3 separate regions of the Homo sapiens genome follow, and all the other regions are linked to region 3. A link is an interaction called in ENCODE POLR2A ChIA-PET data of the cell type or tissue named here. Cell type or tissue: OCI-LY7. All regions are shown on one strand.

Region 1 (8,000 bases), 100 kb before region 3:
TAAAAAAAATAATAAAATATAAATTAATTAATTAATTAAAATATAAACAATATAAACAGTGGAAGTCTTAGACATGGCCAAGTCCAAGGCCAGGCATGGTGGCTCAAACCTGTAATCCCAGCAATTTGGGAGGCTGAAGTGGGCGGATCATTTGAGGTAAGGAGTTCGAGACCACCCTGGCCAATATGGCAAAACCCAACCTCTACTAAAAATACAAAAATTAGCCAGGTGTGTTGGCTCACACCTGTAGTCCCAGGTACTTGGGAGGCTGAGGCAGGAGAATTGCTTGAACCTAGGAGGTGGAGGTTGCAGTGAGCTGAGATCACACCATTGCACTCCAACCTAGGAGACAGAGTGAGACTGTATCAAAAATTGAAGAAAAAAAAAAGAAGTGCCCAAGTCCAAGATGGTTAGACATCCTTACTCTCCTTCCCATCCCCACATCACAATCCGAATGCATGCTTCTGGGGCTCCAGCTGTCTTGCTTTTGTATGAAGAAGCATTCAGACCAGATGCAGTAGTTCATGTCTGTAATCTCAGCGCTTTCAGGGGCCAAGACGAAAGGATCTGAGGTGGGAGAGTCACTTGAGGCCAGGAATTGGAGACCAGCCTGAGCAACATAGTAAGACTTTGTCTCCAAAAAACACTTTTTTTTTTTTTTTTAAAGCTGGGTGTGGTAGCATGTGCCTATAGTCTTAGCTACTCAGGAACCTAATGGGAGAGAATCACTTGAGCCCAGGAGTGTGAGGCTACCGTGAGCTATGATTGTGCCACTGCACTCCAGCCTGGGTGATAAAACAAGACCCTTTTACTTAAGAAAAAGAAGCAGCAGCAGCATCTGTATATCACCCATGCTCCATGCATTGGAAAGCCTTCTGTGTAGATGTAGAATCATGCCAAATGATTTTATCCATGCAAATAGGTACAGGTATAGGGATCAAAAGTTGTCCTAGTTAATCAATTATCATTAGTCCCACAGTGTTTTCTGTCACAGATGTTACTTTTCTGGAGTGGTAGGTGTGGCAAGGTAATTCATTAAAATATGAATTTGTGTTGGTTCTCTCTATAGTTTTAACCTCCTCAATTCTGGTGAGATAAGTCAGTTTTTGTCTCCTTGTCTCAGAGGTGATTTGTAACTGAGCAGAAAGTAGGAGCTTCCTGAAGAAAGGCACTCCATTTGATTTGTAAAAACCTCAACTCATAGAAGAGATGGTAATACATGATCTGAATGAAGGAGAGTGCCTTTAAAAGTGGCAAGATGGGAAAAGGGTTAACTTCTCCAGTCTGGGCAGTCTATAGATTTTTGGAGAAGCAGGGACCCACTTCTGGTCCCTAGGCAAGGTCTCTGAGAGAATCACTGCATGACTTTTGAGCTCCAAGCACCAGGATCCCAACCCTGGTCACTTTCCATTTCCAATGAGAGGCCCAAGATCAATTTGTTACTGGATTTCTAGGAACCATTCAACAATAAGTATATCTGCAATAACCTCCATGGACTGGAGGTTAGAGTTGTTTACTCTTTAAATCAGTTAGAAATGTTTTTAACTGCAAACAATAAAAAAAATTTTAAACCAACATACGGTGGCTTAAACAAACAGGATGTTTCTTTTTCTCTCACAACAGAATTCTGGAGGAAAGTGGCTCTGGGAATTGAACAGTGGCTCAGTGATGTTGGGGCCACCAAGTCTGCAATTCTCCCTACCTGTTCTTCATGGTTGTAAGATGACTGCTGCAATTCTCGGCATCATGTGCATGTTAATGTCAGGAGGAAGAAAGGAAGAGGGAGCACTGGGATGTTACATTCATTTTGTCAGGAAAAGCAAAGCCTTTCCAGACAGCTCCGAAACTTGCTTACCTCTCATTGGCCAGCACCATCACTTGACCACTTGTCCACTCCTAGCTGCAAGGAAAGTGGCAAAGTAGAAGGTATTTGAGAATGTCTGCTGGGTTAGCCAAAACAATAGTGACTTCTACACCCAATTTTCTGGGCACTGCAGAAGTATCCTTGAGTCCTATGTGATCAGAGGGAGAGCAAACCTCAATAATGAAACAGATTCAATTTCCATCACCCAGTGAGACACCATGGGATTAGAATAAATTTTTAAAAAAACAAATTGAAAAAAATGCATTTTTAAAACAACAAAATCAGAAAGGATGAAAGGTGATATTTCTAGCATATCAGTTTGTGGTGGTAAATTAATTACCTTATACAAAGGCCTCAGTGACTTTCTTCTCCTTACCTAACGAATCATCTTTAAAATAAGTAAAATAAAGAAACAAGAGCAGCAGCAGATGCTTCCTAAAAAGAAGTTACCAAATCTGTTCACCACAAACCTGAGAATTCAACTGTGGACATTTGGACACCAGCAATGAACATGAAACTCAGCTTATGAGGCATATTTGGCTAAAGGTCAAGGTGACTTAAAGTTCATCATAGGACATCTACAATTTGCAAAGCAGGTGACTGGATATGGACTCCTTCCAAGTCTCATTTAATTGGATAATGCCTACGTTTTAAGTATCAGAAGTGAGTCTTTCTCTATTAAATGAAGTCAGTTCCACTAAAACCTAAATCTTGTTTGGCAGGCACTCCATGTTTCTTAATTTTTATTCCATGCTGTATATTCTTTTAGACTTGATTTTCACTTTTTTTTCTTTTTTCCTGTACATTTATCTTTGCTGTGAAACAAAGTGCCCTGCTTTGAAGGACAGGTTTGTGGGCTGCTGGTGGTGAGACAACAGCAGTCCTTCCAAGTCTTCCTCCCATCACTCTGTTAGCTCTCCCTTTGTTTTTAATTAGCATTACACCAGTTAATTCTGTTATCTCTTAACCCTGGTTCTGCATCCTCTTCTTCTTTTCTATTCCTTACTCCGCTCCTGTTTTTTCTTGTTCTGCTTTTCCAAGAAATGTCTTGTCTCCTCATCAGTTGACTGTCTTCTCTTTCCAGAGGGACCATAAAGGTGCCAGCCTAAGGAACACGTAAAACGTGGGAACAGACAAACAAGCTGCTGCCTATTACAGAGATAGATAATTAACTTTGGACCATTACATGCAATTCATCAGCTTATCTTTTTCAAACTTTATATAAGAAGTCATTTCCCAATGGTAACCACTTGCCAGCTGCAACTTTGACGCATATTATCAGGATAGGTGAGATTGATGGGGGCCCTTTGAACTCTTCCCAGGGAATTATCTTTATAATGTTACAGTTTTCTCTATAGCATGGTCATATTGTTAACATTGGTTATAAGGTCATATGGTTAGTATGGTTAGTATTGGTGGCTCACAGCTGTAATACCAGCACTTTGGGAGGCCAAGGTGGGAGGATCACTTGAGCCCTGGTGTTCAAAACCAGCTCTGGAAACATAGCAAGACCTTGTCTCTACAAAAAAAAATTAAATAAATTAAAAGATTAGCTGGGCATGGTGGCACATGCCTGTAGTCCTCACTACTTGGGAAACTAAGGTGGGAGGATCCTTTGAGCTTGGGAGGTTGAGGCTGCAGTGAGCTGTGGTTGTGCCATGGCACTCCAGCCTGGGTGACAGAGTGAGAGCCTGTCTCAAAAAAAAAAAAAAAAAAAAAAAAAAGTACCTGTAAGGTCTTTGGGATTTTGAAGATGAAAGGTGTTGCATAAATTGAATGAATTCACTTAGAGAGATAGAAGGCAACTACAGGGAATATTACGTACATCATGGAGCGGAAAGCACTAAGGCCTGTGGAATTATTCTCAGTGACACGTCGTTGAGGGCAGTGGTCCACATGTTTTGAACATGGTTTCTCCCAGGTGAAAAGGATGAGTAATTTGTTCTCCTTCACATGTGTGTATGTAGGTCTTATACACAGCAGATTTGCCACAAAACAAATGAAGATTACACTTTGGGCCCCTCTCTCACATGAGCCCCTTCCAAAGTTCTGTTTGCTAATTTTACATTTTGTAATTTCTTATTATTTTTCTTAAAGAAGCCTCCTCCAATTGCATAAACTTCAAGCCTCACAAAATTTGGATCCATACCTGAGCCAACATACAATACAATTTTCCATTTCTAACTTTTAGTTGTACCTAGTGTTTTATTGGAAATGATCAAGTACATGAGTGGTGTCTTTTTAAAAAATTTACTTTATTTGCTTCTCTAGCTTCATCGTTAGTTAGGCAGTTAAATCTAACCATTTGGAGGTATTTTCATATAACCTCCATTGAGGACAATTTGGCAATAGCTTTTAAAATTATAAATATATTTGTACAGTTATAAGCTGCCATATCTATAAAACTATTTGATAGACAAAAGTTGAAAACCCTCCAAGAGCTCATCAATAAAAGATTAAATTAATTATGATACATCCATATGAGCACTGAGCAGCTGTGAAAAAAATGAGGAAGTAATTCCTGTGCTGATATGGGAAGACTTCCAAGACATGTTGTTAAGTACAGAATGGTGTATACAGTATGCTATATAGTGTGGTAAAAGGTTTAGGGATAAGCATTTATATTTATAACTGTTTATATTTACATAAAGTAATTCTGAAAGGATACAAAAAAGCTAACAAAAGAGATTACCTGTGGTAGTGTGGGGCTTGGGGATTGGATGGGTGAGAAACAGTAGTGGAAATGAGATATTGTACAGTTTAAGGCATTATACACCTATAAAAACATGGGAATGTATTACCTACTCAAAAAGTGAAATTAAGAGAGATACAAGAAACTGTTTGGATGTTCCTTCCCGTTTCAATGTATCTATATTTTTTCAGCCCTCAAAGTTATTATAAATGTCATTATAATAACTTCATAAAGCTTCCCCTATAATGAGAATCTTACCATTCTCCTAACTCCAATAGCACTGTAATCCACCTCTGTTAGGACACATCACTCTTCATCATGTGTGATTATTATTTGCAGATATCATCTTCAAGGCTCTTCTCTATTTACCACCTGCCATTCTTGTTCTCACCTCTACATGACCTTCACATTTTATTTCTCTCGGTTTTTTGGACAAGCTACATTCCCTTCCACAGAGAAGGCTTCCCTGACCCCTTTCACTTGGTTGGATTACCTTGCTATTCTTTTCTATCTTTGTACATTCCTTTTCAAAATACTTATCTCCCTTGTTGTTACCTATAATGTCTGTCTTCTTTACTCAAGAGTCTAGACAAAAAGCTCCACGCCAGCCTCGGCTGTGTTTGTATTGTTTACGTCTGTGTTCCTAGTGCTTAATAAAATACCTAGCAAGGGTTAATAAGTACTTGTTGACTGGAAGGGAATGACTTCCTTCCCTTACTAGAGAGTGATTTCCTTACAGGCGAGATGTGTCAACCTTCTATAGCCCACATAAAATAAAGGACAATATCTCCTATTGGATAAAAGACAAGAATTTACATATGAGTTTTGTCATTTACCATACCAGCTCTGGGATCTTAACTTTTTAGCCTCTCTGGGCTTCAGAGCTCTCATCTACATTAAGTTTTTCATTCATTCTGTCATTCAATAAATATTTATGGAATGCTTAGCATGTGCCACTAGTCTAGCAACTGTGGATACTGAAGTACGCAAGGCAGAATAGTACTTGCTATCTGAAGCACACGGTTTAATTGGGGTGGGGAAAGAGTTGGTGGGGAGGGTCTCATTAAACATATAAGCCAAATAAACCAAAATTACAGGTAGAGTTAAGGCCATGGCAGAGCAACTGAAGGTGATGAATTCAGAGAGGCCAGGAAGGGACCCTCTGAAGCGATCATATCTGAACTGAGTTTTTGAGTCAACTAAATGAGATAGTGTCTGTGAATGTCTTAGAATCATGTCTGGCATGTAATAAGTGTCATAAATGATAAGTATTACTATTTATAAAAACTTGTCAAAAAATGAACCAAAAATACAAGCAGCTTGTCTTTCACATATAAAATACTATAGTTGCAACATGTATATGTCTTTGTATAGTGAGAAAGCATATTGTATGTATATTATATTTCATTTGAGTAAGTTATTTTTTAACTGAAGGAATCTCCTATTTTGGTTCTGAAATAGTTAACGTTCCTTTTAAGTAGTCTCATTTATACCTTGAGAGTGATTTAATTACCCACAGCATCTGTTTAACATTGTACTCACAGAGAAATCACAGAAACGTATGCAACATTGGTTGTTCCTAAGTAGATTCAATGTTCTCTAAGGTCTCATTAACCTGTAAGTTCTCACATGTTTGTTACATCTGAGCTAATGAAGAAATAGCCAGGGGTAAGGAACTGAGAAAGAGACTATGGCTGTCTCAACACAAACCCATTCCAGGACTGTAAAAAATATCTGACAAGTCATATCTTCCCAGTGTGGTAGTAAAATCACTGGAGTGTATTGGATGGTATAAGCAACTGAAGAGGATTAAGAATGGCCTCTGTGGCTGGGCACAGAGGTTCACGCTTGTAATCTCAGAACATTGGGAGGCTTAGGTGGGAGAATCACTTGAACTCAGGAGTCTGAGACCAGCTTGGGCAACATAGGAAGACCCCCACCTCTACAAAAAAAAATTAAAAATTAGCTGGGTCTCGTGGTGCACGTCTGTGGTCCCAGCTACTCAAGAGGCTGAGGTGGGAGGATTGCTTGGGCCCAGGAGGTTGAGGCTGCAGTGAGCCAAGATCACACCACTGCACTCAAGCCTAGGTGATGGAGCAATAACCACTCTAGAAAAAAAAAAAGAAAAAAGAAAGGAAAAAAAAAAAGAATGGTCTCTTTGCCAGGCATTTCTCCTTTAGTCCCTAAAAAACATAGGCAGTAGGTAGCTGCCTCAAGTTGGATTCTTCAGAAGCTGACCCTTAGACGCAGGAGAGAGAAGTGTAAGATGGGGATAAAAGTCTCTTTTCCAGGTAAAGTCTCTGCCTGGGCTGGGGTATTCTAGGGTAATGTGTAAATTACACATTGAAGTTTGTCCTTATTTGAGGTTAGAGAATTAGGCTTTCAAACTCCTGCACCAGTCACTCACTGGCTATGACCCCAAGCAGCTCCAGTAGCCCAAGGGCAGTTCCCCAAAGACAGCCACAGATATGGGCTGGGCAAGCAAATGACAGAGGGGCTTTCTGCACAGAAATGATGAAGGAGGCCCACAGAATCAGGGCAGAGCCCTACCCGTGCTCTACGGCATTCATATCCCCAATTTACATGGGAGAAAATCCGACACTCAGAGAGGTCAAGTACTTCATTAAAGGTAACTGTTTAAGGGGCAGAGCTTGGCTACAAACCCAGACAGATTTGACTCCACAGTTCATGCTCACTCTTCTCTACCAAATGTGCCTCCCTTTCCTGACCATCAGTTATATATTCAGGAACATATTCTGTATTTATATAAATAGACATTATTAACCTAGCTTCCTGAGGCAGAAGATTCTATCAGGAATTGTAGTGAAATATTATATTTGGGGATCTCTAGAAGAGCACTACCTAAAATCAATGCAATGAAAGCTACCTGTGTAATTTAAAATTTACTAGTGCTCTCAATAAAAAGGAAAATAAATAAGAGAAATTAAATTAAATAATATATTTTATTTTACCCAACATACCCAAAATATTATTTCAACATATAATCAATATTTTAAAATGTAAAATTTTTTATACAATGTATTTTTGTGTCCTTTACACTTGTAGCATGTCTCAATTTGGTTGTGAAATATTTATCAAAAACATTGCCAGGTGTGGTGGCTTATGGCTGTAATCTCAGCACTTTGGGAGGGAGGCAGATTACTTGAGGTCAGGAGTTGGAGACCAGCCTGGCCAACATGAAACCTCATCTCTATTAAAAATACAAAAATTAGCCAGGCATGGTGGCACATGCCTATAATCCCAGCTACTTGGGAGGCTGAGGCAGGAGAATCACTTGCACCAGGGAGGCAGTGGTTGCAGCGAGCAGAGATCTTACCCCTGCACTCAAGCTTGGGCAACCGAGCGAGATTCCATCTCAAAAAAAATACTTGATGTGAATTTAGATTTCATACGATTTACAGCTGAAAAAGTAGATTCACATAG
Region 2 (8,000 bases), 62 kb before region 3:
GGGTTGCTGCCAAACAAGTCATGAACTGGGCTGGATTTTTATATTTGATGAAAAAGAGCCTAAACGCTTCTGATTTGGGATGAAGAAAAAGGAGCATTAACCTTGACTATGCCTTTATCTCCAGCCACCTTTTTAAGAGTAAATTGCTGGGCAGGAGGGGGAGGGCTAGTCATGGAACGAAACTGTAAGCCAGACCAGGTGTGAGGAGGGGAGATGATAAAAAGATTATAGGGTGGAGGAGCAGAGGCTGAGGAAGAATTGGGACCTAGCTCGGCCTGGCGAGGAGCAGCCTGGGGAGGAAGGGAGAGGTCAGATGGGTCTGTAGAAAGGGAAGATTAGAAAGACTCAGCGACGCTTGGGGTTGGTACTGAGGGGACAGGCGGGAGGGACAGAAGGAAGATTTGGGAAGAGTTGCACTGGGCACAGAGACTAGGAAGGGACTGATGTGTAAAAGAATGCCTGGACGTCAGGCACCTCAGACCGTTTGCCTATTTTACGGCAAGAATTATTTAGATCTTGCAGGATGGAAAAATTCAAAGTGCCATTTTCTGGCTATTTGGAACTACTGTCGAGTTTGTATTGGGGTCAAGCGGCATTGCAGAAGAAAATAAGGCATTTAGGTTTTAGGTCAGGTGTGAGTTGAAGAGGTTTTAAGTTTTTGAGAACACAGGCCAAGGGAGTAGAAGGAGGAATGGAGGGTGGAAGGTTGATGATAATGAAGGAAGCAAGCCTAGAGAAAAGAGAGAGTAGAGAAATGGAGGGAAGGGGTTCGGGGGTTCTTACCTTCCAGAAAAGTGGGAAAAGGGGTTGGGGCACAGAGATAGGAGGTCAGGGCATGGAAATAAGGGATGGGGTGCAGAAATAAGGGGTTGGGGCACAGAAATAAGGGATCAGGGCATGGAAATAAGGGATCGGGGCATGGAAATAAGGGATTGGGGTGCAGAGATAAGAGGTCGGGGCACAGAAATAAGGGATTGGGGCACAGAGATATAAGAGGTTGGGGCACGGAAATAAGGGATTGGGGTGCAGAGATATGAGGTTGGGGTACTTGCCCCTCTTCTAGAAAAGCGGGACTTGCCGCTAAGAATGAAGGAGAAGGGGTTGAGGGGTACTTGCCCCTCCCCCAGAAAAGCAGAGAAGGGGTAGACACAAGGAGAGAAGGGGTTGGGGTACTTGCCCCTTCCCCAGGAAAGCAGGACTTGCTGCTAAGGGTGAAGGACCAAGGCAGGCGTCCCTGCGTGGTCTGGCACCTTTGAAACATGGGTGAATAATGACAGAGGCGTCCCTGCAATGATTAAACACCAAGGGAAGGCTGCCTTCCCAGTCCGTGACCGGCGCCGGAGTTTTGGGTCCACAGATAAAATGTGTCTCCTTTGTCTCTCCCAGAAAATGAAAGGAATTGAAATTAAGAGAGGGGAGAGATTGAAGAGTGGAAAGGAGAAAGTGGTTGAGGGACAGTGAGAGAGGTTGGAGAAGAGAGTAAGAAGAGGCTGCTTACCTGATTTAAAATTGATGAGATGTTCCTTGGGCTGGTCAGTCTGAGGACCTGAGGTTGTAGGTGGATCTTTCTCATGGAGCAAAGAACAGGAGGACAGGGGATTGATCTCCCAAGGGAGGTCCCCCGATCTGAGTCACGGCACCAAATTTCATGCACATCTGTGTGAAGAGACCACCAAACAGGCTTTGTGTGAGCAACATGGCTGTTTATTTCACCTGGGTGCAGGTGGGCTGAGTCTGAAAAGAGAGTCAGTGAAGGGAGATAAGGGTGGGGCCGTTTTATAGGATTTGGGTAGGTAAAGGAAAATTACAGTCAAAGGGGGTTTGTTCTCTGGCGGGCAGGAGTGGGGGTCACAAGGTGCTCAGTGAGGGTGCTTTCTGAGCCAGGATGAGCCAGGAAAAGGACTTCACAAGGTAATGTCATCACTTAAGGCAAGGACCGGCCATTTGCACTTCTTTCATGGTGGAATGTCATCAGTTAAGGTGGGGCAGGGCATATTCACTTCTTTTGTGATTCTTCAGTTACTTCAGGCCATCTGGGCGTATATGTGCAAGTCACAGGGGATGTGATGGCTTGGCTTGGGCTCAGAGGCCTGACAGAAGTTTTCCCTTGGCCCTTGACAATATATTATATGATATTAAATCAATGTTATATTACTTAGAAGTGATGATGATATTATAGTTATGCGGAGAATGACTTTGTTCTTACTGCTTGTATTAAGGTATTAAGGGATGAAATGCTGTGAAAATGGTTCAATTAAAAACAACAGATGATAAATTATCCGTGAAAAAAAAAAAAACAACCCAGATACCAGTCAAATTGAAATAGAGGAAAAAAACAACAGAATGAGAGAAAGAGAGAAAAAGGCAAAATCTTAACGATTGTTAAATCTGGATGATGGGTATACAGGTTTTCATTGTACTATTGTAACCAGCCAGTGGGTTCATGTTGCCCACTGCCCAGATAGAGCCGATTTATGAAGACAGGGGAATTGCAATAGAGAAAGAGTTTAATTCATGCAGAGCCTGCCGAACAGGAGACTGGAGTTTTATCACTCAGAGCAGTTTCCCTGAAAATTTGGAGGTTAGGGATTTTCAAGGACAGTTTGGAGAGCCAGGAAATGGGTGCTGCTGATTGGTTGGGGATGCAGTCCTAGGAGTGTGGAAAGTGTCCTTGAGCCTGCTGAGTCCGCTTCCGGGTGTGGCCACAGGACCAGTTGGCAGGATCGGTGGAGCCATCAGCCTTCAGAGACAAAAACCTGAAAAGGCTAATCTCAGGTTCTCCAAGAGTGATGTGATCTGCAGGAGTAATTGGGGAAGTCACAAATCTTGTGATCTCTGGAATAATGGCTGGTAGTCCTTTCCATCTACACTACAGCAGAATTCAGGCTCCTTTCATTCTAATCTAGTGGTCATTCATTAGCTTTACAAAGGCAGTTTAGTTTTGGAAAGGGCTATTATCATTTAAACTATAAACTAAATGTATTCCAAAGTTAGCTTGGCCCAAGCCCAGGAATCCTTAAGGGCAGTTTGAAGATTAAGGGCAAGATGGGGATTGGTTAGATGAGATCTCTTTCACTGTCATAATTTTCTTACGGTTATAATTTTTGCAAAGGCGATTTCACTACTATTTCAATTTTTCTGTGGCTTTACCTTTTCGAAAAAGTAAAACTGAGGGGGAAATATTGCAGAGTTCAATGTACAGTACATTTTTTTTTCCTTTTAAAATGCAGAAGAGGGTTGGTCTACTTCAAAAAGTTCATTAATATTAGAATTATATTCTAAAATAATGGAAGGCCTTATAGAAATCTTCTACTCAGGTTTGGGGTTGCCGTTTATAACTTTTAGCTCCTGCTTTCCCCATGCTTACAAACCCCCTTTCTTTTTTCTTTTTTTCCCCCACAAGTTGCTGGACTGTGTCATAAGATTGCAGCATGCAGCCATGTTCATAGCACCACGCCGAATCCTTTCTGGTGAGGGTATCTCATATTGTGGCATTGGCATTGTCGCTGCTGACATTTTGAGTCTGCCCCCTCTGTATCTGGTGCGGAGTTGATCATGATGAGGTGACAGAGGCAGAACTGCCAAAGGTGACAGAATCATCTGTGTACACAGTTCTCTTCCATTTCCGGTTTTGAGTCCTGGGCTCTTTTATCTTGCTCCTCTTTCTGGCACAGCCCAGACTCCCTTCGGGGTCATTTCCGAAGTGGAACCCGTGCTCGGTCACTCCGCCTTTCTGTTTCCTTCCCCTCAGCAGTGAAAGAACCTTGCTTTGAAAATTGTTCAAAGGGGGATGGGGTGGTTGGCAGTTGTAAGTAACTAAATTCAAACCTTATGAAAGAGCATGACTTTAGGCTCTTATATAAATATATCCTGAAAAAAGTATATGTACTCTGAAGGGAGAGACCAGTAAAGTGTTGCTTAAAAAGAATATAGCTAACAATAGTGACCACAAAAGCATCATGCATATGAAAAAGCATGACCTTTGGAGTTAGGTAGACCTGGGCTTGACTCAACCATGCCACTTGCTGACAGGGTGATCTTGAATAAATTACTTAACTTCTCTGAACCTCAATTTCCTTATCTATAAAATGGAACAAACAATACCTGATTCTTGCTAGAGTGAAAAGTTACAATATAATTTTTCCTTCCTGGCTGAGAGGCTTCCAGACATCTGAACATGAATCTGGTGTAACTGCTGAGCTCAGCCCAAAGTGATCCTTTCTGTTCCACAGGAATGATTGAGTACACAGCCAAAATGAGAGACAGGGGGCAGTTGAATAGGTTCCCTGAGGGCAAAGTGCAAAGCCCTTGTTTGAAGTCTTTTATAATTCAAATCTATCGAGATAGTATCAGCACTTCTCAAACTTTAATGTGAAGAAGAATCACTTGGAGCTCTCGTTAAAATGCAGATTTTGATTCTTTAGGTCTGCAGTGGGCTTCTAACTGTAGACGTCCTGAACTTCTATCTAGAACTTCTATCTAGCTCCCGGGGGATGGAGATGCTCCTCTTTCATGAACCACCCTTTGAATAGCAAGGCCCCAGGGCATATATTTAAAAACCTGAGATTTCTCCAGATTGGGAACTTCTAGGATTTCCAGACTCTACTTTTTCTTCATTCTCACTCTCCTTCTGGAGAGTGGGCACTTAACATGCCCATTTTTAGTTATTATTCTATTAATTGCAATCCTCCTTTCACCGTGTTTTAATGAAGTAAAGCTCCTTTCAAAACGAACTAACAGCAGTTGTTCGCTGCCAGCGGAAACCTCACTGAAGAATTAAATACAACTATGAGCTTCTCTGCAAACAGGAAGGAAGGAGTGAATGGGAATGAGAGAGGAAGCTTGGCAAAAAAATGTCCCTGGGAGCCGCATTTATCCCCTGCCCCAAAGGGTGGACAGGACTACAGTCCCTTGTAATTGTGAAAGTGAAAAGGGGGAAAGCAAAAATGTAGAGACCTGAACCTCTGAGCATGTGCATTTTGAGTAAGTCCTGAGGCTTCTTCTTCCCTTCCCTCTCCAGGCCTCCCTCAGAGGTCAAATGCTGGTCCTTCTGGAGTGACTGGAGGCCCAGGACCTCCCCAGCAGCTTCTATCCTATTTAAGGCCTTGCTTAGTGAGTTCCAGTAGCCCAGACATTTTGAGCTGCTTGATTTAGCACATGTTTACAGTCCACAAGGTGTTAACATGAAATAATTGGTTAAATTTCTCACCAACAATCACCAAGTTTTGAGATTAAAAAAAAATCAAAGCCGCAAACACTTTTTGAGAGTCCATTAAAACCCAAGAATTAGGTTAGGGACTGTGAAAAATCAAACAATGGGGAACTCCACTGCCTTCAAGTTTTAATTTTATGAAAGGAAATAGACATGTTATAAAAATCAATGCTGTAACAGTGAGACAAGAGAGAAGGTGCAAGTAACCAGAGATGGGAATGATGCAGGCCATTAAACAAGAGTCTGCCTGTGCCCAGTGAGTACCACAGGGCCTGTTATATAAATGCATAAATATTGCTGAATAAATAAACCAGTAAGTGAGAATGAGTAAGTGAATGCAGAACAAGACCTTAATGTCTCAAAGAAAGCCAAGCCCATTTTTTCCCTATTTTTTTCCCCCTTATCTGATTATCCACTGCTAGGATTTCACAGGCCTCCCATCCAGCTCACTACTTTGCATCCCCTTGACTGACAGCAGTGAGGACCTTGGAATGTAAACCACCCCTCACTCTGCCCTTATCAGACATTTTTGGGGAGCTTATTTGTATATCAATATCTATATCTACCAGGAATTTCCCTCTATTCTCAGCAGTTATCTTGAGAGGAGTCCTGTAAGTTTAGAAACAACTATTGCCAATTTTCTAATCAAAGAAAAAAGAGAGCATCATGGATTATGTTTGTGTCTCCCCAAAATTCATAATATGTTGAAATCTAATCCCCCAATATAATGGTATTTGGAAGCAGGTCTTTTGGAAGGTAATTAGGCCATGAGACTGGAGCTTTCATGAATAAGAAGAGACCCCAGGGAGATCTCTTTTTTTTCTTTTTCTTTTTTTTTTTGACATCTTGTTCTGTCGCCCAGGCTGGAGTGCGATGACGTGATCTCGGCTCACTGCAACCTCTGCTTCCTGGGTTCAAGCGATTCTTGATTCTCCCAGGTCAGCCTCCCAAGTAGCTGGGATTTCAGGCACCCACCATCATGCCCGGCTAATTTTTGTATTTTTTGTAGAGATGGGGGTTTCACCATGTTGGCCTGGCTGGTCTTAGACTCCTGACCTCAGGTGATCCTCCCGCCTCCGGCTCCCAAATTGCTGGGATTACAGGTGTGAGCCACCGTGCCCAGCCTTGCTTCTTTCTATCACGTGAGGATACAATGAGAAGTCTGCCGTCTGCAATTTGGAAAAGGGCCCTCACATAATTCTGACCATGCTGGCACCTTGATCTCAGACTTTCAGCCTCCAGAACTGTGAGAAATAAATTTCTGTTGTTTATAAGCCACCCAGTTTATGGTATTTGTTATGGCAGCCCAAACTGATTAAGACAAGGGGGAAGAAGAAGGGATTACAAATGAGATAGCCTAGGGAAACGTACAATGGCAGCAAACTGACCCTTTCTGGAACAACACCTGCAGCAGGTCAATCATGCCCCAGAGCAATGTGGGACAAAGGAGGACAAGGGCGTATGCCCATTTCAATGTTTGACTGCAGGTTGTTCCTCACTTCAATAATACATCCAACTGAACAGAATAATATTCTAGGTACTAAAAATGAAAAAATGTGTTGTTTAAGTTTATATAATTCTATTTCAGAGCTAAAACATTGCTCTCTTTAATTAGCATTTATAGAGTACTAGTTAAGTACTCTATAAGTGCCCCACCAATTGATGGCCAGTGCCGTGGCTCACTCCTGTAATCCCAGCACTTTGGGAGTCTGAGGTTGGCGGATCACGAGGTCAGGAGATCGAGACCATCCTGGCTAACAGGGTGAAGCCCTGTCTCTACTAAAAATACAAAAAATTAGCCGAGCGTGGTATCATGTGCCTGTAATCCCAGCTACTCGGGAGGCTGAGGCAGGAGAATTGCTTGAACCTGGGAGACAGAGGTTGCCGTGAGCCAAGATCATGCCATTGCACTCCAGCCTGGGCAACAAGAGCGAAACTCCATCAAAAAAAAAAAAAAATCAATATGGTTAATTAATACTTTTGCCATACCTATGTAAATAATCAGGCCAATTCATGTGTGTGTGTGTGTGTGTGTGTGTGTGTGTGTGTGTGTGTTATCATATAACAACTTTTAAGGAAAATTTGTGAAACTTTGAAATGTGAAAATTTAAAAAAAGATTTTTATTTCCAGGTGTCTTTTTAATGGAATATGAAGTGTTATCTAGTATACCTTTCAGGGTTTGTCTCATTGTATGGGGTCTGTGCCTTTCCCTGTCTTTGAATGAGCTGTCTTATAACTCTGTAAGTTGTAGAAAATTGATAATAATGCCAACAATTTCTGTTCATAGAACTGCAAACAAATTTTGTCAAAGTGAATATGCAATGGTTTCATATATAGAAGAGACTAGTTTGCCTCTATTAGCAAATTCATTTCAGCATTCCTGACTGCCAGTAGATGTGTCTGTTCTTTGAAGTCTCTATGAACTGTTTTTCACATCTTACAGTTGCCTTATAAATAAAATATTTCATGTGTTCATTTTGTATTTGTATAAAATCCATGATTTCTTTCTTTTTCTTTCCTTCCTTCCTTCCTTCCTTTCTTTCTTCTTCTTTTTTTTTTTTTTGGCAGAGTCTCGCTCTGTTGCCCAGGCTGGAGTGCAGTGGCGCGATCTACAACCTCCACCTCCCAGGTTCAAGTGCTTCTCCTGCCTCAGCCACCCAAGTAGCTGAGATCACAGGTGTATGCCATGATGCCTGGCTATTTTTTATATTTTTAGTAGAGATGGGGTTTCACCATGTTGGCCAGGCTGGTCTTGAACTCCTGACCTCAAGTGATTTGCCTGCCAAG
Region 3 (8,000 bases):
CCATTGTGCACATGTCTGCAATGACAGTGGAAGTGCTATGAGTAATGATTTTGGGGATACAAATAAATGTTAGTGAGTAGATGAATTTGTAAATATAGTATCCTCAACTAATGAGGAGCAACCTTTGTTATAGGTAGATATGTATATGCACATATTATGTCTATAATTTGAAAAGCAGATTCTCAGGGGTAGGTTGTATGTTATAACTAAACTGTTAAAGTTTTCTCTCTGAAACATTATATACTTTGTATCATAATGTCTTTGTAGTCAAGCACATAAGTGTTTGAAAATAGAACTTGCACCTTTTTAGTTCCTCCTCAAAGTTTAAAGGACTGATAACATAGTGAGGCAGTTCATGTTTTTTTTCTCAAAAACATGTTTAGGAGTCTGTACTAAGCAGATCCCAGCTTTGGTCTGTAGAAATGAGGGAGAGCGGTATGTTGGTTTTAGCTTCAAACAGTGACAAATTGTCAGGCTCATATAATTAATTCAATGTAACCTTCCAAGTTTTTACTAAAACCTGGGGTTGGCTTGTTGACCACATGCATCACCATAACAAGCCTTTGGTGCTAGTCTGAGGAATTTAATACTGATTGATAATAAGTTGGTTTTTGAGTAGGGGACATTGTTTTCCCTAAATGTCCTTGGTACAAAATGGACCTAAAATGGGGTGTTGAGACTGGGAGAGCAGAGATAACTTGTTGAGATAATGTAATCACGAGGTTATGGGGGCTGGGTAGGAATGATAGTGTGAATATGGTGATGTGGGTAAGATTTACTGAGATGGGTGTTGGGGGTTATTGGATTGTTAGTAATTGGAGGCCAGGAATTTACTACAGGGTTCTTTAAAAATAGCTCAGTATTTCTCTTAGAGTTAAATGCTTAGATAAGCTAAGTATTAGCCAGTTCTCGTTGTTAATTTTTCAGGAAGGTTGTACTATACATCTGATTTTGCACTATAAATTAGTAGGGAAATGATAGATTTAAGCATTATATCTCATTTGCAGAAAGCATCTGTGGCTGCCCAGTAACTTGTAAGTTCACATTCCGAAGAGAAGATAGAGAGGATAGAAAAAAGGGAAGGATCGAATAAAAATATCAACAACTGTTACTACTACACAACTTCATTAAATGCCTTTGGTGTGCTAAGCACTGCTAGGTGCTACTTAACATAGTAGAGGACAATAGTGGAGGTATTCTTCTGGCCTATGAAACTTACAGATTAGTGTGGAAGGTAAAAGCTAAACAAGCCAACAAAAATCACCAAGTTACTATAGTTAAAATTTTTTATATGTGTCGTGAAGACAATGCTCAGGGTTTTATGAGAGAATTCAGTTTAGACTGGGGGGTCAAGGAAGGCCTTTTTGATCTTTTAGCAGAAACCTGAAGGATGAAGAAAGTTAGGTAAAAACAGAGGTGTGAGGTTGGGGTGATTTGAAGTATGTCATGAAGACTGAAGTCTCTGTGTGAGGGAAGGAAGTTTCAGAAACTGAAATATGCTCAGAGCTGTGGACTACAATGAATGAATCACATGTAAGAGAGATCCAAGATGATGTTGGCAAGGTGACCAGGGTCCGGGGCTTAGTATACCATGCTGAGGAGTTTAGGTTTTATCTGAAATGCAACAGGAAGCTATTGAAGGGTTTGAATTGGGGCAGTGACATGCTCTGATTTGTATTTTTACAAGATCATGCTGATTGCTGTATAGAGAGGTATACAAATTATAAGGTTAAAATGATGACAGTGGGGATGAAGATGATAATGCTTAAATGGGAAGACCTTGTGGTGGTCATAGGAAGTGTTAGGAATTACTTGCTTATGTATCTCTCAGGTGAAAGTACCGTTTGGGAACATAAGGAAGGAACAGATTTTTTTTTTTTTTTTTGAGGTGTTTGGAGGACAGCCAGTAGTTCAGACATGTTTAGAGATGTGTTTGGATGAGATATCTGAGAGGAAATATCAAATGGGAAGCTGGGTATGTCGTCTGGAACTCAGCAAAGGTGTTTGGGCTTAGAGATGGTACTTCTGATTGATTAGTGAGCCCTGGCTGTTATTTAAAGCCCTGGGAGAGGATGGATGTAGGGAGAGTGTAGAATGAGAAGGTGCTCATTGAAGGACTCCTATAGTGCATTGGTCTCAGACATTAGTGTTCATTGTAAACATTCAGAGGATTTGGTAAAACAGAAGTGCTGAGCCTGGTCCCCAACTTTTGATTATGTCTGAGTGAGGCCCACTCTTTCAGTGATACAGATGCTGCCGGTTCAGGAACCACGTCTTGAGTACCGAGTACCACTGATTTCGAGCGGGCGAAGAAGACTAAGAAGAAGGTGCTAGAGAGGTATGAGGAATACCAGGACACTCTGATACCTGGAAACTTGAGAGTATTTCAAGAAGGGGAGGGAGTGAGCAGTTGTGTTGCTGCAAAGTCATCTTACTTGATCACATTTTTTCGCCTGGCATTCACAGTTATTCATGCTCACTTCTTATCTTTAAAAGCTTACCTGTAATTATTTGCTAGGTGAATACTCTTTGCGCCTGGTGCAATGTGCTCCACTCCCTGTTGGTCCGTGACTGAATCTTGTACTTGCCTAGCACTCTGCCTTTGTCTCTGTAATCCCTGTTTCCTAAGTACTGGTTATGATCACTTCCTCCTTTCTGTGGACACTTGTAACTATTTGCTTTTTTCCCTCTTGTCACATTTAACCTGTCTTGAGATGGAATTATGTAAGCACCTAGAAACACTAAGGTTGTTAACTACTGTTCCTCTGTCATCTCCACTACCAGATAGTAAAATTCTTAAGGCTAGACAGACTCTGTTTTAATTGATGTTGTATCACACAAGTTGGCCATACCATGAACATTCAGCTACTTCTCAAAGGAAATGGTGCTTGATTTTTTTATTTTTAATCAGATGATGATCTTCAGTAGAATTTAAGGCCTAATTTGCAAATTGAAGAGCACCAATGGAGGGCTCTTTACTGGACCATCAAAGGTTTTGTACTTAGGCCAGAGGACTCTGTGTTTTCTAGTTTGGTGAAGACAAACAACCGTTAAGGCAGTGTCATTTCACTTAACAACTTGAAACAGGAAAGAAAAAAAATAACCCAGATGCCCCCTTGTAGTTATCTTGCTTTATTGACATTGTATTTTTATTTATTCTACAAAGGTGGCTGAGTTTTTAAAAAAGTATGTTACATGCAATTGTGAAATTGTTTTACATTTTGTGGTTAATTTTGACAGCTTTTTTTGGATGCTGAGCTTTTTGGGGGTAGAACCAAGGTCTATTCACCTGTGCATTCAGTTGTCCAGTAGTACTTACTCAGCACCCTTTTTTGTTGTTGTTTAATTAAGCTCTTAGAAAACATTGTTTCCTCTTCTGAAACAAGGAGTTAATATCTATTATGAAGATTAGAGAAGATAATGTGTGACAGTACCTGACAGTGCATTGCCAAATCTCTTCATAACTATGAGTGAACTTTTAAGTTCCGATTTGGTTATACGCTTTCAGTGAAATCTGATTTGGAAATTATAGTGACTTTATTATATATTTGGTATCACATTTATCCTGAATAAGTATCACATTTGTGTTTGAAAAATATCTGAATAGTTTGTTAGATAATTATGTGTCCCTCAGCCATATTGAATTTTCAAGTTTCAATCAGCTATATAAAATTTTGACCTATATAGTAGCATATGATTTCACTATAAAATGGAAATTATTTGCAACAAAGGACACTATATACAATATTAACAAATGGTTCTTTTTTGGGTTGTTTATGTTATTATTGTAGTGATAGCTCCTAGGATGTAATTTTGATTGTCCGTTAATGTATTTCCTCTAGAGGTAGTAGTTTTATTCAAGGACAAGCTACTGACACTAAAACAATTATTCTAAATTTTCAGTATTCCAAAAAAACAGTGGAAATTTATAATGCATTTATCTCCAGTAAAGGTGCTAAATTGTACAGGATGGGCATGGTGGCTCACGCCTGTAATCCCAGCACTTTGGGAGGCTGAGACAGGTAGATCACTTGAGGCCAGGAGTTCGAGACCAGCCTGGCCAACAGGGTGAAACCCCATCTCTACTAAAAACACAAATATTAGCCGGGCATAGTGGCACGTGCCTATAATAACAGCTACTCATGAGGCTGAGGCAGGAGAATCCCTTGAGCCCAGGAGGCAGAGGTTGCAGTAAGGTGAGATAGAGCCATTGCACTCCAGCCTGGGTGACACAGCAAGACGCTGTCTCAAAATAAATAAATAAATAAATAAATAATAAATAAAAATAAAAGTGCTAAATTGTACAAACATGCCAAATATCTTTGCTTTTAGGCTGTAGTCAACTATTGTGGTTAATACTGACATTCTCATGCTGGGCAGATTGAAAAGGCTATGTCTTCGATATTTTAAAAATAATGAAAATGAATTAATATTTGTTAGTATGTTTCATCATGGGGTGCACAGTAGGGAAACTTGGAAAAGGTCCTTGATGTTGTCAATGTTAGAGAATGTACTAGAAAGTGAGACGGATGTCCTTATGTTGATCCTGGGTCTTATATAGTGTTCTTTCTGATCTTGTATATTATCTTGGTTTTCTTTCACCATTTCCCTCCTATTTTTTTGTCAGAACTTGAAGTAGTTTCATATACATCCAATAGAGCTCATTTGGTAGTTATCAAAATGATTAAAGCCTTGACTTGGGATTCCAAAGTTAAGAGTCTTGAACTACCATTTCAAAGCTGCCACACTTTTCTAGTGGTCGGGTATAATATTTCATCTCCAAAAGATTGGGACTGTTTATTCCTTTGTTTTATCTTGCATGCATCTGGTGAACCATTCATCTACCCACAGCCTGCTATTTTTAGGGGACTAAGTTGGGAAGTTGAGTGGTTAATGACTGAGCTGTTTTAAATAGCTGGGCACTTAGTTAATTTGGAGATTCTTTGTCTATGTGTATCAGCTTTACAAATGAGGTCAGTCAGCACATGTCTGCTAACTGTTTCAAAAGTCTCTCTCTGCAGGAAAGTGGTTGTAAGGCCTTTTCTACAGAGAGACTTTGTTTTTGGTTTATCCTAGTCTTGTAGAATTGCAGTAACATTAGAGGCATTTTGCAGTAAGTATTATTTTAAAATATGGAATGATTGTTGTTACTAGTTTGCCCATTTTAACATTTTTAATTATCTTTGAAATAGTGCCTTCTTGGACGCATCTATCGGGGAAAAATACCAGCTGGTAATCCCTGTTCTGCCTCTAACTTGCATTGTGACGTTTTGACTTCAGTTTCCTCAAGAAAAAAATGAAGTGGAAAAAATGAATTTGTAACATCTTTTTCCATTTTAGTATTCTTGGATTCTGTCTATGTAACTGATTTTAACTGCTCTTTTAGATAAATGAGGAGCATGGGACAGGGAGGAATAGCAATGAACAATTTCAGGATTGAGACCATAATGAAAGGATTGTGTTTGATCGTTATACAATTTGAGTTCTTTGACAGACTTCACAATGGAATGGCAATTTATTTTTTAATCCTAAAGTATGAAATTATTTTTATTTTATTTTATTTTATTTTTTCAAGACGGAGTCTTGCTCTGTTGCCCAGGCTGGAGTGCAGTGCTGCAGTTGTGGTTCACTGCAACCTCTGCCTCCTGGGTTCAAGTGATTCTCCTGCCTCAGCCTCCCAAGTAGCTGGGATTACAGGTTCTTGCCACCACACCTGGCTAATTTTTGTATTTTTAGTAGAGACAGGGCTTCACCGTGTTGGCCAGGCTGGTTTCTTAACTTCTGACCTCAGGTGATCTGCCCACCTTGGCTTCCCAAAGTGCTGGGATTACAGTCATGAGCCACTGCGCCCGGCCTAAAATTATTTTTTAATCATTGGAAAAAGGTCTTTTCTAAGAAGTTGCCTTACATGCTAGTCCTTGAGATCCGGGTAGAAGCTCAAATTAAATTGTGTGACATTTCAGAATACTATTTAGTTTCAGTGGGCATGCCACCTTAATTGCTTATTTTACTATCTTGATTGTGTTCTCTAAGAGACTCATGCACAATATATGTATTTTAGAGAGTATTAGTAACAAAACAAAACCTTTTTATTCAAAAAGAATATATGAGGAGGAGGTATGACAGTACTTTCTCTGATGAAGTTTACAGATACAAAGTTTACCCTTGATATGTGTGGGAAATTGGGTACCTTTTGTTTCCAATGCTGTCAGCCCTAATTTGGGTCCTTAATACATCTCGTTTAGAGAATTATATTAGCATTTGGACTGTTCTTTCAGACTCTTTCCTTGCCAAACCAATTCTTGTATTCCTTCCAGTTTATTCTTCCTAAAATGGACTTATGCTCATGTCACTCTCTTACTTGCCTAACCAAGTAAAGTACAAACTCGTTACTCTAGGATTCAGGACCCCCTGACCTGAACCTCCAGTTCAGTATGACCTCCAACCTACCTCTCCAGCCTTAATCTCTTACTCTTACTCCCTACTTATATTACACTGATGTGCTTGGTATTTTCTGCACTTCTCTCAAGCTTTCTGCTATCGTCTGAATGTTTGTGACTCCTCCCGCAATTCATATGTTGAAATCCCAACGCCCAAGGTGATGCTATTTAGTGATGGGGCCCTTGGGAAATGATTGGGTCATGAGAGCCCTCATGAATGGAATTAATGCCCTTATAAAAGAGGCCCCAGAGAGATCCCTCATCCCTTGCACTACATAAGGTTAGAGTGAGAAGATGGCCATCTGTGAGGAAACAAGCCCTCTCCAGGCACTGAATTTCCCAGCACCTTGCTCTTGGACTTCCCAGTCTCCATAACAGTAAGAAATTCTGTTGCTTATAAGCCACCCAATGTGTGTGTGTGTGTGTGTGTGTGTGTGTGTGTGTGTGTGTGTGTGTTTTGAGACACGGTCTCTATTGGCTAGGCTGGAGTGCAGTGGTGTGATCATAGCTCACTGCAGCCTTGAGCTACTGGCCTCAAGCAGTCCCCTTGCCTTAGCCTCCCGACAGTTGGGACAATAGGCATGTGCCACCTTGCCACACTTCTCCATTTCTGTTTTTTAGCTTATGTTGTTATGTTTGCCCAGAATGCAAATACTGGCCTCCACCACTCTGTTAAAAATGGGGTCTTGTAGGATATATTTAAAATAGTTACTTTTTTGTAATCTTTATTTTTTCCTGAAACCCTATCTACAACCAAATAAGTGTAATTATGCCTTCCTTTGCTCTGCGTAGCAACTGTTACTCATATAGCACTTATCTTAAATAGCTTTGTTCTATTCTAATAAAATGCGTAATTTTCTCTACTTTAAAATTTAATTCTTTTAAGGCTTATCTTGTATTCATTCTTTTTTTCCCTCTCATTATTTTTAAAATATTTGGTAGAGATGGGATCTTGTTACGTTATCCAGGCTGGTTTTGAACTCCTGGCCTCAAGTGGTCCTCCTGCTTTGGCCTCCCAAAGTGCTGGGATTACAGGTGTGAGGCACCATGCTTGGCCTTGTATTCGTCTTTTATCTCTTGCAGTGCTGTACTCATGATAGTATTGAGTACCTCTGTAAGAGGTTGAGTTTTGGTATTCAAAAGTGATCAGAGGGCTTGCTACAAATTACTATGAAACAATTGGATAGCAGCCATATTTGACATATCAAGCTGTTCAGTTGATATTTAGGAGAAGGCTGACTCTGTTTTTGAAGTTCTGTCCATTTTAAAATAAGGAGATAGAGATATTTGTTAATAATGTAGTTCTAGCATTAAATAGATGGATGAAAAAATACTACCAGATTTATTTTTGGACTCCTAGCCTGTTTTATTTCTGTTATGGTTATATGTATAGTACATCTTTGTTTTGTGGGTACTGCATTGCTTGTATTTGATGTGACTCTCAAAATGTTCTAGCCTGAATTCCCTTGAGCCACTACCGTTAGACAGAGTGGGAGCTGGGTAGTCTAAAGTATGTGCTTTGGATAACTGATCTTAAGAAAACAGTTTTGGGGGTGGTCA

Evidence for each region. ChIA-PET counts read pairs that join two places held together with the same protein. Peaks named below come from ENCODE experiments on the same cell type or tissue, not always from the same donor. Only the 100,000 strongest peaks of a DNase experiment are listed, where the experiment ranks them.
Region 1: POLR2A ChIA-PET joins it to region 3 with 5 read pairs; 7 of 35 experiments call an interaction of 5 or more read pairs at or near these places.
Region 2: POLR2A ChIA-PET joins it to region 3 with 5 read pairs; 4 of 35 experiments call an interaction of 5 or more read pairs at or near these places.

Annotation. Positions count from the first base shown.
Region 1 is chr4:78,679,138-78,687,137 of GRCh38, forward strand. LINC01094 (long intergenic non-protein coding RNA 1094) reads left to right here. Exons shown (of 3, transcript NR_038308.1): 3 at 1,624-5,364. Among named protein-coding and RNA genes, the nearest start is that of LINC01094, 37 kb to the left of the region's middle. In OCI-LY7, no CTCF peak of the experiment used is centred here; no DNase peak of the experiment used is centred here.
Region 2 is chr4:78,717,626-78,725,625 of GRCh38, forward strand. All of the region lies in intron 1 of LOC101928893 (a long non-coding RNA gene), which reads left to right. Among named protein-coding and RNA genes, the nearest start is that of BMP2K-DT, 54 kb to the right of the region's middle. RefSeq lists enhancers at 889-1,460, 1,461-2,031, 2,470-2,764, 2,604-3,174, 3,435-3,564 and 3 more and a cis regulatory region at 3,398-3,882. In OCI-LY7, no CTCF peak of the experiment used is centred here; a DNase peak (open chromatin) is centred at 3,646.
Region 3 is chr4:78,779,557-78,787,556 of GRCh38, forward strand. All of the region lies in intron 1 of BMP2K (BMP2 inducible kinase), which reads left to right. Among named protein-coding and RNA genes, the nearest start is that of BMP2K, 7.2 kb to the left of the region's middle. In OCI-LY7, no CTCF peak of the experiment used is centred here; no DNase peak of the experiment used is centred here; H3K4me3 peaks cover 397 bases; H3K27ac peaks cover 535 bases.